Linked DNA regions of Homo sapiens: region 2 is linked to region 1. Evidence: read pairs that join two places in POLR2A ChIA-PET (ENCODE). Cell type or tissue: OCI-LY7. All regions are shown on one strand. Each heading gives the region's core, and the rest is flanking DNA. Links, peaks and the distances in the headings are about the cores only. Region 1 overlaps SHBG (sex hormone binding globulin). Region 2 overlaps GUCY2D (guanylate cyclase 2D, retinal).

Region 1 (11,076 bases), core at 3,742-6,241:
GGTGAGTTTTTGGTCTCACTAACTTCAAGAATGAAGCCACAGACCCTCGCAGTTGAGTGTCACAGTTCTTAAAAGGCGGCGTGTCCAGAGTTTGTTCCTTCTGATGTTCGGATGTGTTCGGAGTTATTTCCTTCTGGTGGGTTCGTGGTCTCGCTGGCTCAGGAGTGAAGCTGCAGACCTTCCCCGTGAATGTCACAGCTCTTAAGGCGGCTTGTCTGGAGTTCATCGTTCCTGCCAGTGGGTTCATGGTCTCGCTGGCTTCAGGAGTGAAGCTGCAGACCTTCAGAGTGAGTGTTACAGCTCATAAAAGAAGTGTGGACCCAAAGAGTGAGCAGCAGCAAGATTTATTGCAAAGAGCGAAAGAACTAAGCTTCCACAGTATGAAACGGGACCCAGTGAGTTGCCACTGCTGGCTCGGGCAGCCTGCGTTTATTCTCTTATCTGGTCCCACCCACATCCTGCTGACTGGTCCATTTTACAGAGAGCCGATTGGTCCATTTTACAGAGAGCTGATTGGTCCATTTTGACAGGGTGCTGATTGGTGCGTTTACAATCCCTGAGCTAGACACAAAAGTTCTCCAAGTCCCCAGTAGATTAGCTAGATACAGAGTGTCAACACAAAGGTTCTCCAAGTCCCCACCAGAGTAGTTAGATACAGTGTCGATTGGTGCATTCACAAACCCTGAGCTAGACACCAGGTGCTGATTGGTGTGTTTACAAACCTTGAGCTAGACACAGAATGCCGATTGGTGTATTTACAATCCCTTAGCTAGACATAAATGTTCTCCAAGTCCCCACCAGAGTAGCTAGATACAGAGTGTTGATTGGTGCATTCATAAACCCTGAGCTAGACACTGGGTGCTGATTGGTGTGTTTACAAACCTTGAGCTAGACACACAGTGCCGATTGGTGTATTTACAATCCCTTAGCTAGACATAAAGGTTCTCCAAGTCCCCACCAGACTCAGAAGCCCAACTGGCTTCACCCAGTGGATCCAGCACCAGGCCGCAGGTGGAGCTGCCTGCCAGTCCAGTGCCATGCACCTGCACTCCTCAGCTCTTGGGTGGTCGATGGGACTGGGCGCCATGGAGCAGGGGGTGGCGCTCCTCAGGGAGACTCGGGCTGCACAGGAGCCCACGGAGTGAAGGGGAGGCTCAGGCATGGTGGGCTGCAGGTCCCGAGCACTGCCCTGCGGCAAGGCAGCTAAGGCCCGGCGAGAATTGAGCATAGCAGCTGCTGGCCCTGGTGCTAATCCCCTCACTGCCCGGGGCCGGCAGGGCCGGCCGGCGCTCCAAGTGCCACGTCCACCCAAAATCGCGCTGGCCGGCAAGCACCGCGTGCAGCCCCGGTTCCCACCCGCGTCTCTCCCTCCACACCTTCCCGCAAGCTGAAGGAGCTGGCTCCGACCTTGGCCAGCCCAGAAAGGGGCTCCCACAGTGCAGCGGTGGGCTGAAGGGCTCCTCAAGCGCGGCCAGAGTGGGCGCCAAGACCGAGAAGGTGCTGAGAGCGAGCGAGGGCTGTGAGGGCTGCCAGCACGCTGTCACCTCTCACTGAGGGCTGTACCCGTCTATCTCCTTCCCGTCAGTCCGTGCAATTCCAGGGACTTAGCCGTCTGGGTTCCCAACAAAATGGGTGTTTGCAAAGACAAGAACAAGGAAAGAGAAGACTTCTGAAACACAGATATGTGGGGAGAGGGGAATGGAACAGTGCTGTTTAATGGGGACAGAGTCTCAGTTTTACAAAGATGAAAAGAGTTCTGGAAATGGATGGTGGTGATGGTTGCACAACATCGTGAGTGGAGTTAATGCCACTGAAATGTACACTTAAAAATGGTTAAGATGACAGGAGGCTGAGACGGGAGAATTGCTTGAACCTGGGAGACAGAGGTTGCAGTGAGCCAAGGTCGTGCCACTGCGGTCCAGCCTGGGCGACAGAGCAAGACTCCATCTCAAAAAAAAAAAAAAAAAGGTTAAGATGGTCCAGGCGCGGTAGCTCACACCTGTAATCCCGGCACTTTGAGAGACCAAGGTGGGAGAATCATTCAAGCCCAGGAGTTCCAGACCAGTGGGACCCCAGTCTATACAAAAAATTTAAAAATTAGGCCGGGTGCAGCAGCTCACACCTGTAATCCCAGCACTTTGGGAGGCTGAGGTGGGTGGATCACTTGAGGTCTGGAGTTCGAGACCAGCCTGGCCAACATGGTGAAACCCCATTTCTACTAAAAATACAAAAATTAGCTGGGCACGGTGGCTCACGCCTGTAATCACAGCACTTTGGGAGGCCGAGGTGGGTGGATCACCTGAGGTCAGGAGTTTGAGACCAGCCTGGCCAACATGGTGAAACCCCGTCTCCACTAAAAATACAAAAATTATCAGGCCTGTAATCCCAGCTACTCGGGAGGCTGAGACAGGAGAATTGCTTGAACCCAGGAGGCAGAGGTTGCGGTGAGCATTGATCGCACCACTGCACTCTAGCCCGGGCGACAGCAAGACTCAGTCTCAAAAAAAAAAAAAAAAAAAATTAGCCAGGCTTAGTGGTGCATGCCTGTAGTCCCAGCTACTGGGGGGGCTGAGGTGAGAAGATTACTTGAACCCAGGAACTGGAGGCTACAGTGAGCCATGGTTGCACCAATGTACTCCAGCCTGGGCAACAGAATGAGATCCTATCTCAAAAACAAAAAAAAGGTTCAGATGGTAAATTTTATGTTGTGTGTATTTTACCACAATCGAAAGAAGGAAGGAAGGGAAGGAAAGAAAGAAAAAGAAAATAAGAGAAGAGGCCAGGAATGGTGGCTCATGCCTGTAATCCCAGCACTTTGGGAGGCTGAGTGGGGAGGATTCCAAGAGTGGGGCCAAGAGTTTGAGATCAGCCTGAGTAACATAGCAAGACCGCATCTCTACAAAAAATTTAAAAATAAGCTGGGTGCAATGGCCTGCTCCTGTGGTCCCAGCCATGATTGCACCACTGTACTACAGTTGGTAACACAGCAAGGCTGTCTCTAAAAAAGAAAAAAATAGAAGAAAAGGAAGAAAGAAAGCCAGATGTGGTGGCTCACGCTTGTAATCCCAGCACTTTGGGAGGCCAAGGTGTGTGGATCACTTGAGGCCAGAAGTTTGAGACCAGCCTGGCCAAATGGTAAAACCCTGTCTCTACTAAAAATACAAAAAATTAGTCAGGTGTGGTGGTGCATGTCTGTAATCCCAGCTACTCAGGAAGCTGAGGCAGGAGAATCGCTTGAACCCAGGAGCTGGAGGTTGCAGTGAACTGAAATCGCGCCACTACACTTCAGCCTGGGCAACAGAACCAGATGCTGTCTCAAAAAAAAAAAAAAAAAGGCCTGACATGGTGGCTCACGCCTGTAATCCCAGCACTTTGGGAGACCGAGGTGGGCAGATCACAAGGTCAGAAGATTGAGACCATCCTGGCTAACACAGTGAAACCCCGTCTCTACTAAAAATACAAAAAATTAGCTGGGCGTGGTGGTGGGCATCTGTAATCCCAGCTACTTGGGAGGCTGAGCCAGGAGAATCTCTTAAACCCGGGAGACAGAGGTTGCAGTGAGCCCAGATCACGCCACTGCATTCCAGCCTGGGCGACACAGTGAGACTCTCTCTCAAAAAAAAAAAAAAGAAGAAGAAGAAAAAGAAGAATAGATAAGAAAATAAAGTTTATTCACTGACGAGATCAAGCTCCAACTCCTCAGCAGGACACACAAGGCCACATAGCCCAAGGAGCCCCCACCTGCCCTCACTCCATCTCAGCCTCTCCATGGTTCATCCATGTCACACGCCCTCCCAGATCTTTGATACCCAGCAGGCTCAGACTAGTATGTCAGGAACTATGTGAGAACTAATATGTCAGGAACTGTGTGAGATTAATAAGAACAACATTTCTTATATATATTGAGAAATATATATATATCTCATATATTGAGCACTTTCTGTATGCCAAACACTATGCTAGACATTAAAATGTCTACATGATTTCATCAAATCTTCACAGTAACCTTCTAAGATAGAGAAACTTCCCATTTTGTAGATGGGGAAACAGTAATAGAGGTTTAGTCATTTGTTCAACTTCGCACATCTAACAACTCGTTTCTTTTGTTTTTTTATTTTTTTGTTTTCTTGTTCCGAAGTCTTGCTCTGTTGCCCAGGCTGGAGTGCAATGGTGCAGTCTCAGCTCACTGCACCCTCCGCCTCCCGGGTTCAAGCGATTCTCCTGCCTCAGCCTCCCCAGTAGCTGGGATTATGGGAGCCCGCCACCACGCCCAGCTAATTTTTTGTATTTTTAGTAGAGATGGGGTTTCACCATGCTGGCCACGCCGGTCTTAAACTCCTGATTTCAGGTGATCCATTCACCTTAGCCTCCCAAAGTGCTGGGATTACAGGCATGAGCCACCGCGTCCAGCCATAACTCATTTCTTTGATGGTCCTTAGTAGAACTAGCAACTAGGTTTCTTGGCATCTCAGATACCTCTGCTAAAGCATTTTACATGTCTATCTCTCTCTCAAGACCCTGGTTCTGGCTGGGCCCGGTGGCTCACGCCCTTAAACTCAGCACTTTGGGAGGCTGAGGTGGGCAGATCACCTGAGGTCAGGAGTTTGAGACCAGCCTGGCCAACATGGTGAAACTTTGTCTCTACTAAAAATATAAAAATTAGCCAGGTGTGGTGGTGCATGCCTGTAATCCCAGTTACTTGAGAGGCTGAGGCAGGAGAATCACTTGAACCCGGGAAGTGGAAGTTGCAGTGAGCCAAGGTCACGCCATTGCACTCCAGCCTGGGCAATAGAGGGAGACTCTGTCTCAAAAGAAAAAAAAAAAAAAAGGCTGGGCGCGGTGGCTCATGCCTATAATCCCAGCACTCTGGGAGGCCGAGACAGGCAGATTACCTGAGGTCAGGAGTTCGAGACTAGCCTGGCCAACATGGTGAATCCCCATCTCTACTAAAAGTACAAAAATTAGCCAGGTGTGGTGGCACATGCCTGTAGTCCCAGCTACTTGGGAAGCTGAGACAGGAGAATTGCTTGAGCCTGGGAGACAGAGGTTTCAGTGAGCTGAGATCATGTCACTGCACTCCAGCCTGGCTGAAAGAGCGAGACTCTGTCTCAAAAGAAAAAAAAAGGCCAGGCACAGTGGCTCACGCCTGTAATCCCAGCACTTTGGGAGGCCGAAGCGGGTGGATCACGAGGTCAGGAGATGGAGACCATCCTGGCTAACACGGTGAAACCCCGTCTCTACTAAAAAAACAAAAAATTATCTGGGCGTGGTGGCGTACGCCTGTAGTCCCAGCTACTCAGAAGGCTGAGGCAGGAGAATGGCGTGAACCCAGGAGGTAGAGCTTGCAGTGAGCCAAGATCACGCCACTGCATTCCAGCCTGGGAGAAAAAGCGAGACTCCGTCTCAAAAAAAAAAAAAGACCCTGGTTCTCCAGCCCAGTACCAAGTTTTATATTCATCTTTAGAGTCCCTGTGGTGGGCTACACAGTATTTGACCAATGTATCAGCAGCCAATACATGTTAATTGAATGAAAGTTGGGGGGGGGGCGCAGCAAGAAGGGAGGGAGAGAGAGAGAGAGAGGCAGTGGGTAGGATGGGGTGAGTGGGTAGATCAGGCCCAGAGGCTTTAGTGTGTGCTGCCAAGCTCTGAAAAGTTTTTGGGGGTGTGGGGAAGGCAGGGGACACTGGGCAGGCATCGTAGGTGCCCTTGGTTGGGGACCTGGCAAAGTCGATGTCAAAGCGAAGTCAGTCTTAATGAAAGAGTGTAGACAGCTCTGGATGGTAATCAGGAATCCTGGAATCTAGGGCAGGCTGGGGAAAGAGAGGTTGGTGGCACAGTGTCCTGGAGAAGGTGGGGTGGAGGGAGGAGAGAAAAGCCAGCTCCGAGGAGATTCCAGGGACAAAAGGTCAGGATATTGGCACTCGGAACAACCCCCTTGGTGGGTGCCCAGGTACATCCGGGCTCTTTAACCCCCCTCCCTGCTGGCTCACACTCCACAGGCCTCCACAGGATGACTTCTTTTCATTATTCAGGTCTCTGCTCAAATGACTTCCCTGACCACCCAGCTAATGTTGACCCTCCCCTCCCCCTCCTATTATATTACAGGGTTTTGTTCCCTTTATTGCTCTAACCGCTATCTGAAATAATCCTGCTTATTTATTTGTGTTCTTGTTTGTGTCTGCTTCCCCTCTACTATGCTATAAGTTCCATCAGAGCGGGGATAGTGTTTGTCCTTTTCTTTTTTCTTTCTTTCTTTTTTTTTTGAGACGGAGTCTCGCTCTGTCGCCCAGGCTGGAGTGCAGTGGTGCGATCTCCGCTCACTGCAAGCTCCACCTCCCGGGTTCACGCCATTCTCCTGCCTCAGCCTCCCAAGTAGCTGAGACTACAGGCGCCGCCACCACGCCCGGCTAGGATGGTCTTGATCTCCTGACCTCATGATCCGCCCGTCTCAGCCTCCCAAAGTGCTGAGATTACAGGCGTGAGCCACTGCGCCCAGCCTGTTTTTGTCCTTTTCACCAACGAATCCTCAGTATCTACAACAGTGCCTAGTACATAGCGGGTGCTCAGGTGGCCTAGGTTAGCCCTGAACGTCAACAAGGGGCCAGAGTTAAATGTGGATGCCCTCTCCATTGCTGAAGACTCCACTACCAACACTGCTGGCTGGGTGGAGGCAGTTGTAGATCCTGAGAGGGTCTATAGGGTCAAGATTAGGAGAGGTAGAAGGTGGGGCTTGGGATTTGTGTCTTCTACCCTACAGACTCCCCAGGGCCTCCTTACCCTGGAGTCATTTAGGTCCCGGCTGATCTCTGCAGAAGGGGACAGCAGCTCCAGTGAGTGACTCAGCCTGCTGCCTGGGTTACTGGTGAAAAGATTCTTGTAAGAAATTAGGAGTCTTGGACACTGGGATTCTCATGGGGTCTGGAGATGGAGGATGCTTTAACCTAATGGTTCTTTTTAAGTTTTTTTTTGTTTTGTTTTGTTTTTTTGAGACAGAGTCTCACTCTGTCACCCAGGTTGGAGTGCAGTGGCGCAATCTCGGCTCACTGCAACCTCCACCTCCCAGGTTCAAGCAATTCTCCTGCCTCAGCCTCCCGAGTAGCTGGGATTACAGGCGCCCACCATCATGCCCAGCTAATTTTTGTATTTTTAGTAGAGACGGGATTGCACTATGTTGGCCAGATTGGTCTCAAACTCCTGACTTCAGGTGATCCGCCCACCCCGGCCTCCCAAAGTGCTGGGATTAAAGGTGTGAGCTACCACACCTGGCTGACCTAATAGTTCTTGAGAGGAAAGAGGATGGGGGGCTTTAGCCCCAGGGCTCCTTAGTAGGCTGGGAGCTTTGGGCTAGGACACAAGGGTTCCTAAGAGGGCAGAAGACTGGGAGCTGAGGGGTAGGGGCTATGGGCTTGGATACGAGGGTTCCCCAGGGAGGGATGCTGGGCACCAGCATTCTCTAGAGGTCTGTGGTTGAGAGCTGGGTCACCGTATTCTTTGAGGGGAGAGATATTCCCAAATCTGTCTGTTTTTCCCAGCTGGGACCAGCACAAGCCAGTTCTTGCTTAATGGAGTAGAGACAAATTTGTCTGGGAAGGCAGCAAGTGGACCAAGACTAGGAGAGAGAGAGAGAGACGCGACTTTCTCCCTCTGCTCTCCTCCCTTTTTCTTTCTCCCTGCCTCCACCCCTTTTTCCAGAACCCCTACCCACATCTCTCTGTGACCCTCTCACGCCCCCTGCTGCTTCTTCCCTGGGCAGCAATGGCCAGTCCAAGGACCAGATGACTGAGATGTCAAAATCCCATCTCTTCCCTTCCTCCTGATCTCTCTGGACCAGCCACAGAGGCAGGAAACTGGTCTCAAAGGGAGTAGCTTCTGCGGAACCAGGTGGGTCCTGGCTTCCAGAAAGTGACCTGTATCCAGAGTATGTCTGTCTGTCGGGGTTTTTGCTGGGATCTCAGCCTAAGAAGTCCTCATTTCCAGCCGGACGCAATGGCTCACGCCTGTAATCCCAGCACTTTGGGAGGCCGAGGCAGGAGGATCACCCGAGGTCAGGAGTTCTAGACCAGCCTGGCCAACATGGTGAAACCCCACCTCTACTAAAAATACAAAAAATTAGCTGGGGGTGGTGGTGCACGCCTGTAATCCCAGCTACTCGGGAGGCTGAGGCAAAAGAATCGCTTGAACCCGCGAGGCGGAGGTTGCAGTGAGCCGAGATCACGCCATTGCACTCCAGCCTGGGCAACAAGAGCGGGAAACTCCATCTCAAAAAAAAAAAAAAAAAGAAGTCCTCATTTCCTTAGAGAAACTCTCCTTGACGCTCAGACTAAGTTAAGGCCTCCTAGTCTCCATGTTTTCTATTTTTTCTTTTTTCTTTTTTTTTGAGATGGACTCTTGCTCTGTTGCCCAGGCTGGAGTGTAGTGGCGCGATCTCGGCTCACTGCAAGCTCCGCCTCCCGGGTTCACACCATTCTCCTGCCTCAGCCTCTCGAGCAGCCGGGACTACAGGCGCCCGCCACCATGCCCAGCTAATTTTTTTGTATTTTCAGTAGAGACGGGGTTTCACCGTGTTAGCCAGGATGGTCTCGATCTCCTGACCTTGTGGTCCGCCCGCCTCTGCCTCCCAAAGTGCTGGGATTACAGGCGTGAGCCACCACGCCCGGCCAGTCTCCATGTTTTCACAACTCTCCAATTCTTCTTTATCAGTGCTTCCAACTATCCACTTATTAGTTAGCCTTTGATGGATGTCTGCTTCCCTATGGGACTGTGGGCACCAAGAGGGTAGGAACCAGAGTGTTTTTGCTCATTAAGACAACTCAATACTTGGCACAGTGCCTGGTACATTGCTAGTGCACAGTGAATATTTGTTGAATAAATGAATAATCAGTAACTTTCAAAGGGGGTTCTTAGGTGGAGCTTTAATGGGAAGCGTCAGTGCCATTGCCTGGGCTCTGGGGGCAGCTGTGAGTCCAGATCTCATGGCTTCTGTTCAGGGCCTGGTCCACATCCAGCCTCTGACCTTGTGCCCAAAGGCCATTCAGGCAAAAAGAGGTGGAAGAGTCTTCTCCTAGAGGGAGGTAGTGCAAAGGTGGCATTAGAGCATTAAGGTGGCTCGGATCCAGAATCTTCTCCCCACTTTTCCACTCCTCCAACCTGAGTTTGCAAAAGCACTACCTTCCACTGCCCCCATATCTTCTTCTTGTGGCCTATTCTTCTTCCCTCCCAGAGGTTTCCTTCCCCTCAAAATGTGCCGCCTCCCTTGAGCTGTTTCCAATGTTGTGCTCATGAACTTGAACATCATTCTCTCTTACCTGGTAAAGCCCCCAGGAAGAGACGCCCTTGAGGCTTGGCCCAGAGGTTAAGGAGGGGAGCCAGGCCTAAGGGAGGCAGGGCAAGGGCCTTCATCTTCGACCCTTGGCTCAAGACCACCCTGGACATACTCAGCTTCAGCTGAAGAGGGAGTCCCAAGACCAGGGGCAGATCCAGCCCTGGCCCCGACCCAGAAGACAACACCACCTTCTGCAGAGTGTGTGGGAAAGGGACGGTAGAGAGAGAGGGAAGAATGAGCCGGGCCTACTGCCTGTGGCCTCACCCCTAGCTGCCTTAATTCTGCCTCTTCGCTATGCCTCCACCTACTGGCCATTCTCACCACTTAAATCCTGCCCCAATTTTTTTTGGCTTGACCCTTTTTGAAACCACACCTGCCCCAAGTAAATATGCAGTCTAAGTCAAAACTGTTTGCTTGCTGTGGGGAGCTTCAAGATATGTCCCTCGCCCCTACCACCCACCTGAGTGCCATCCATAAGCCTTATTTTTATTTTTATTTTTTTGAGACAGGGTCTCACTGTGGCCCAGGTCAGAGTGCAGTGGCACATCATAGCTCACTGCAGCTTCAAACTCCTGGGCTCAAGTGAACCTCCTGCCTCAGGCTCCTAAATAGCTAGGGCAGCAGACATGTGCTACCATGCCTGGCTAATTTTTTTTTTTTTTTAGACAGAGGTCTCTGCTATGTTGCCCAGGCTGGTGTCAAACTCCTGGCCTCAAGTGATCCTCTGGTCTTGGCCTCCAGCACCTGGGATTACAGGCAAGCACCACCATGCCTGGCTAATTATTAATGAAAAACAATTCTGTGGAGCCAGTCTTGTTATGTTCCCTGGGCTGGAAACCTTCCTAATATTGACATGTTGGACTCCCCTCTTCCCTCATTGCTCCAGGCTCCACTGAATACAGGCAATGCCCCACTGTCCCCCTTTACTTGATCTTGGAGGTGGAGACTGAGCCAAGATGGGTTCTCTGGTGTCCCAAGAGCAAGGAGGTGGCCTGAGCCTGCTGCCTGCTTGAGTCCCAGGTCCAAAGAGAAGGCCCAGGGCTCTGCATGAGGCTGGGGAATGTCTGTGGGGAGAAATGATTATCCTGAGGCCTCAAAGCTGGGGTCTCAAGGAGGAAAGGGGCCAGTGGTAGAGGGGGACAGAGGCAGGCTGAGCTGGCCAGGGTGGGAAAAATAGACTCCGAGGAAATCTACCTCGGAGATTGAATTCTGCCTGAGTCCCTGGAGGGAGAAATATCCCGGGATTTGATTCTACATCACAGCTTCTGAGGCTAGTGGGGGCAGATGCTGAGATCTCGGCCTGTTTGTCCAGCCAGGAATCCCGGCGCAGGCAGCCATCCAGGGCAGGAACCAGCTGGAGTGTGACAGAGATAAGATACGGGGATGTAGAAATCAGGGCATCGGAGCCGCAGTCCCGACCTCCCTGCCCTCAGTTGACTCCCCTCTGAGCATTTGGCCTCCCCCTTGCAGCTCTCAACCCTTCCCTTCTCCCTAAAAGTGTGGACTTAGATTCCCACGGCCAGCCACCCAGCAGTGCTTTACCAAGTCTTGGCTAGGGTTCCACCCCTGGGGTGTAGTTACCGGCAACCGAAGGTTGGAAGCGGGGAAGAGCAGCCCCCCAAGCGCAATCCTCATGATGGGATGGCGTTTGCTGGTCAGGGGCCCAGAGACCTGTCTCAGGCGCAGCACCTCCTCCCCATCCACCTCCAGCAGCACAGAGTCCCCCTCCATCTTGACTTCCACCTGCAGGAAGG
Region 2 (3,285 bases), core at 78-2,577, 370 kb before region 1:
GAACACCCTCACCCCAAGAAAAATCTCCTCCTCTACTCCTGAGTGAACCCAGCCTGCTGTTTTTGCTGCAGACTTCCATTTCTGGCACAAGCTCACTTCCTACTTACCTCATTCCACTACTCACCTCACATAATGGGCCAGGAAGGCCCCAGCCAGCCCCATCCCAACCACCAGGAGGAAGCCAAGAAAGACGAGGCCCGGCTCCAGTCCTGAAGGGACAGTGACAGGAGGTATACTGAGGAGCGATGCCAGGGGAGGCCTCTTCTCTAGGGAGGCATGCCACATGCTGGCCCCTCCAGGAAAGGGGGATGGGGGCCCAGAGAGGCTCTAGGGGTAGGTCATAGTTCCTCAAAGGGGAGAGGCTGGGAATGATAGAAAATTTCCAAGAGGGCTTTGGAGCTCAGCAAGAGAGGGGTCCTGTGCAAGCCAGAGGCTGGGAGAGGGCCTAGAAGGGCATCGAAGACGGATTACAGGATAGGAGTCCACTCTCTTTCATCACTTTGTGGATGGTCCATGGCGATTGTCTCAGTGGGGACTGGGGTGCTCGCCCTCACCTCCACCGCAGATGTTGTTTGGATCGAACCAGCACGAGGGGTCAGGTCCGGGTGCTGATCCCCCACGCGGGAAGTGCATCCGGGTACCGGCGGAGAGGAAGGAGCCCCGGGCAGGATCCAGCATGTATGTGGCAAAAAGCCGGTCTCCCGCCGCGTCCGTGTCTAGCAGCACGAATGGGGGCTCCTCGTCTCCTCCTAGGTCCCCGCAGAAGCCAGGGACCTGCGCATCCCGGATGTGGCGGGCCACAGCTGCTCCGGACACCCATCTGCCACCTGCGGCAGCCCGCGCTTCTGCCACGCCCCTTGCCAGCAAGAAGACCGCGTCATAGATGGTGCCAAAGAGTGGGGAGACCTGGAGAAGGAGAGTAGGGGCTCAGAGGTCGGGGTCACAGCCCACAGACAGACCAGATTCTTTCACTGCCTGTCAAGCCCAGGGTATCCACTGTTGCCACCTTCCAGTTAGTTGTTCCCAGGATCCCTCCCCATTGGCTATCTCTTCCTCCCTCCCCATTGGCTCTCTTCCTCCCTCCCCATTGGCTCTCTCTTCCTCCCTCCCCACTGGCTCTCTCTTCCTCCCTCTCCTATTGGCTGTCACACCTGCTCTCCCCACTAACTGGTTCCTCTTTTCAGGACTCAGCCTCCTCTCTGACCATTGGTTGATTCTAATTCTCCATCACCTGTAGGTCCTCTCTTCTTCCTGTTGGTTGCCCAGCATATAGTTTTAACCTCATCACCTACCATTCACCTAAAAGCCTTCTCACCTATCTTTTGGTTGGCTTCTATTTTCTGTTGTTCCTTAAAAAAACAAACAAACAAACAAAAAAACTAAACAAAAAACAAACAAAAAACCTTCTCTATTGTTACCACCCGATCTTATCAGGCTTCTCTATTATTCCCAGTTGCCATCTCTCAGAGAGCCAGGCACTGTGCAGAGCACTAAAGATGTATCAGTGTACAAGACAGACCCCGTCTCAAGGAACCTTTCTTCTTGCCAAAGAGACAGGGGTGTTCAGGCAGTGCAATGAGTAAAAGTAGGGGAAACTGAGGGAGCTGCAGAGACAGGAATGGGTGTCCCCACCCTAGGCTGTGGACAGAGAAGGAGCTGTTAGAAGTGACCATCCTTCAGGGGATGAGTCAGAATTATCCAGGGGAGGCAGGGACAAGAGAGAGGAAACAGCACACTCAGAAGCTCAGAGGCAAAAGAGAAGGACACATTCCAAGAACCCAGAGTAGCTTGGTCTGGCTGAAGTTCATGGGAGGTGGAAGAGAGAGAAAGACAGGTGACCTGGTAAGCCATGTGGAGAGGCCTGCATCTATCCAGGGCAACAGAAGCCACTGTGAGGCTTTGAACAGGGGCATGACAGGGTGAGATCTGTCAGATTTCTGAAGCTTGATCTGGAGAAAGGTGTTGGGCAGGTGAGTGTTGAAGCAGAGACCATCTGAGAGATTATGTTTTGGGATTTGGGCTGGGGGTGCTGTGGCCTGAATCAGGGCAGTGACAGTAAAGATGGAGAAAGCGGATGAATTCGAATGATCTTTAGGAAGTAACAGTAACAGGGCTTGATGCCTGGAAGTGGGGGCGAAGAATTCAAGGAATCAAGGGTGACTCACACGCTCAGAGGCTTGCGCAGTTTGGGCAGTGGAGAGGACTGCTGTGGTACTTACTGAGAGCTGAAGGGCTTTTCTCTCTCTACTTTCTCAACCTCCCTCTCTCCACTGACCGACCCTCCCTCCATCCCATCTCATTATGATTCCTATCTTGTATTCTCTTCTGACTATTCCCATCACTGCACCCCTCCCCCCTCCATTGGACACCTCCAATCCTCTTGGAAGAATCTAGGGGCATCGATGGGAAATTGCAACCCCTACGACCCTTCTCTCATGCAGCCGCCTGTGAGTTGGACCTTTGTGGTGGTTAATTCACTGCCCGTTGACATCTAAATTCCCTTCTCATAGTGGTTTCTAGTCCCCCTTTGTGGCGGGAGTAAAGTTAGATGATCTGAACTGGGATTCTGGGGACTTGGGGATCCCTAGGTATTAGCTGGATGTTGGAAATACACTATGGATCTGGTTAGGATTGCCCCTGAATCCACCCAGGGAACTTTCTGCTTCTTGCAAGGTGTCTAGGCCCTTGAAAAGCTAAGACCACCAGATGAGGCCCCAGAGGAAATACCTCTGAACTAGGGATGAAGGTTGGATTGGCATCCTCCCTCCTTCCTGCTTTCAAGAACACCAAGTATTTATTTTAGACAGCTGGGAGTATGTGGTGGTGGAAACGGGTTTACTTTGAAGCCAATTGCAAAAGGTTTTGCAGTTTACAGTTCATTAGAGTTTACTGCTTGATGTTGGACTTGAGAGGTCGAATTGCCTACTCTCTAGAGGCAATCCTCGTACACTAAGAGACCCCAAGTGGGGCCAGAGCCTCTACATTACCCAGGAAACTCCAAACAGCTAGAGCTGCCAGTGGTTCTTTCTCCATTGGCTGCATCCTCCTCTCCCTGCTTTGGCTGTCCTCTCCCCTCTCCCTTGCCTTCTTCCCTCCTCCCGGGACCGTCTACCTGCTGCAGATTGAGGTCAGAGGGCAGCTCGCGGCGCTCTTGAGCCCTGCGCAGGCTGTCCAGCACGCTGCCTTCAGAGGGACAGTGGCGCGTGAGGGTGAGCACGGCATCGTGGGCCCTGCGAAGCTGGGAGCTGTTGGCGAGTGCGGCCAAGGCCTCCGGGCCTGGGGACA

The links. Peaks named below come from ENCODE experiments on the same cell type or tissue, not always from the same donor. Only the 100,000 strongest peaks of a DNase experiment are listed, where the experiment ranks them.
Region 2: POLR2A ChIA-PET joins it to region 1 with 8 read pairs; 2 of 35 experiments call an interaction of 5 or more read pairs at or near these places.

What each region holds. Positions count from the first base shown.
Region 1 is chr17:7,631,189-7,642,264 of GRCh38, reverse strand. It overlaps SHBG (sex hormone binding globulin), which reads right to left. Exons shown (of 8, transcript NM_001040.5): 4 at 10,904-11,065; 5 at 10,517-10,676; 6 at 10,250-10,386; 7 at 9,306-9,513; 8 at 8,893-9,061. The coding sequence ends at 8,913. Among named protein-coding and RNA genes, the nearest start is that of SHBG, 6.6 kb to the right of the region's middle. RefSeq lists an enhancer at 9,550-9,639. In OCI-LY7, for the core only: no CTCF peak of the experiment used is centred there; no DNase peak of the experiment used is centred there.
Region 2 is chr17:8,003,984-8,007,268 of GRCh38, reverse strand. It overlaps GUCY2D (guanylate cyclase 2D, retinal), which reads right to left. Exons shown (of 20, transcript NM_000180.4): 3 at 3,113-3,285; 4 at 555-906; 5 at 125-209. Among named protein-coding and RNA genes, the nearest start is that of GUCY2D, 3.0 kb to the right of the region's middle. In OCI-LY7, for the core only: no CTCF peak of the experiment used is centred there; a DNase peak (open chromatin) is centred at 1,178.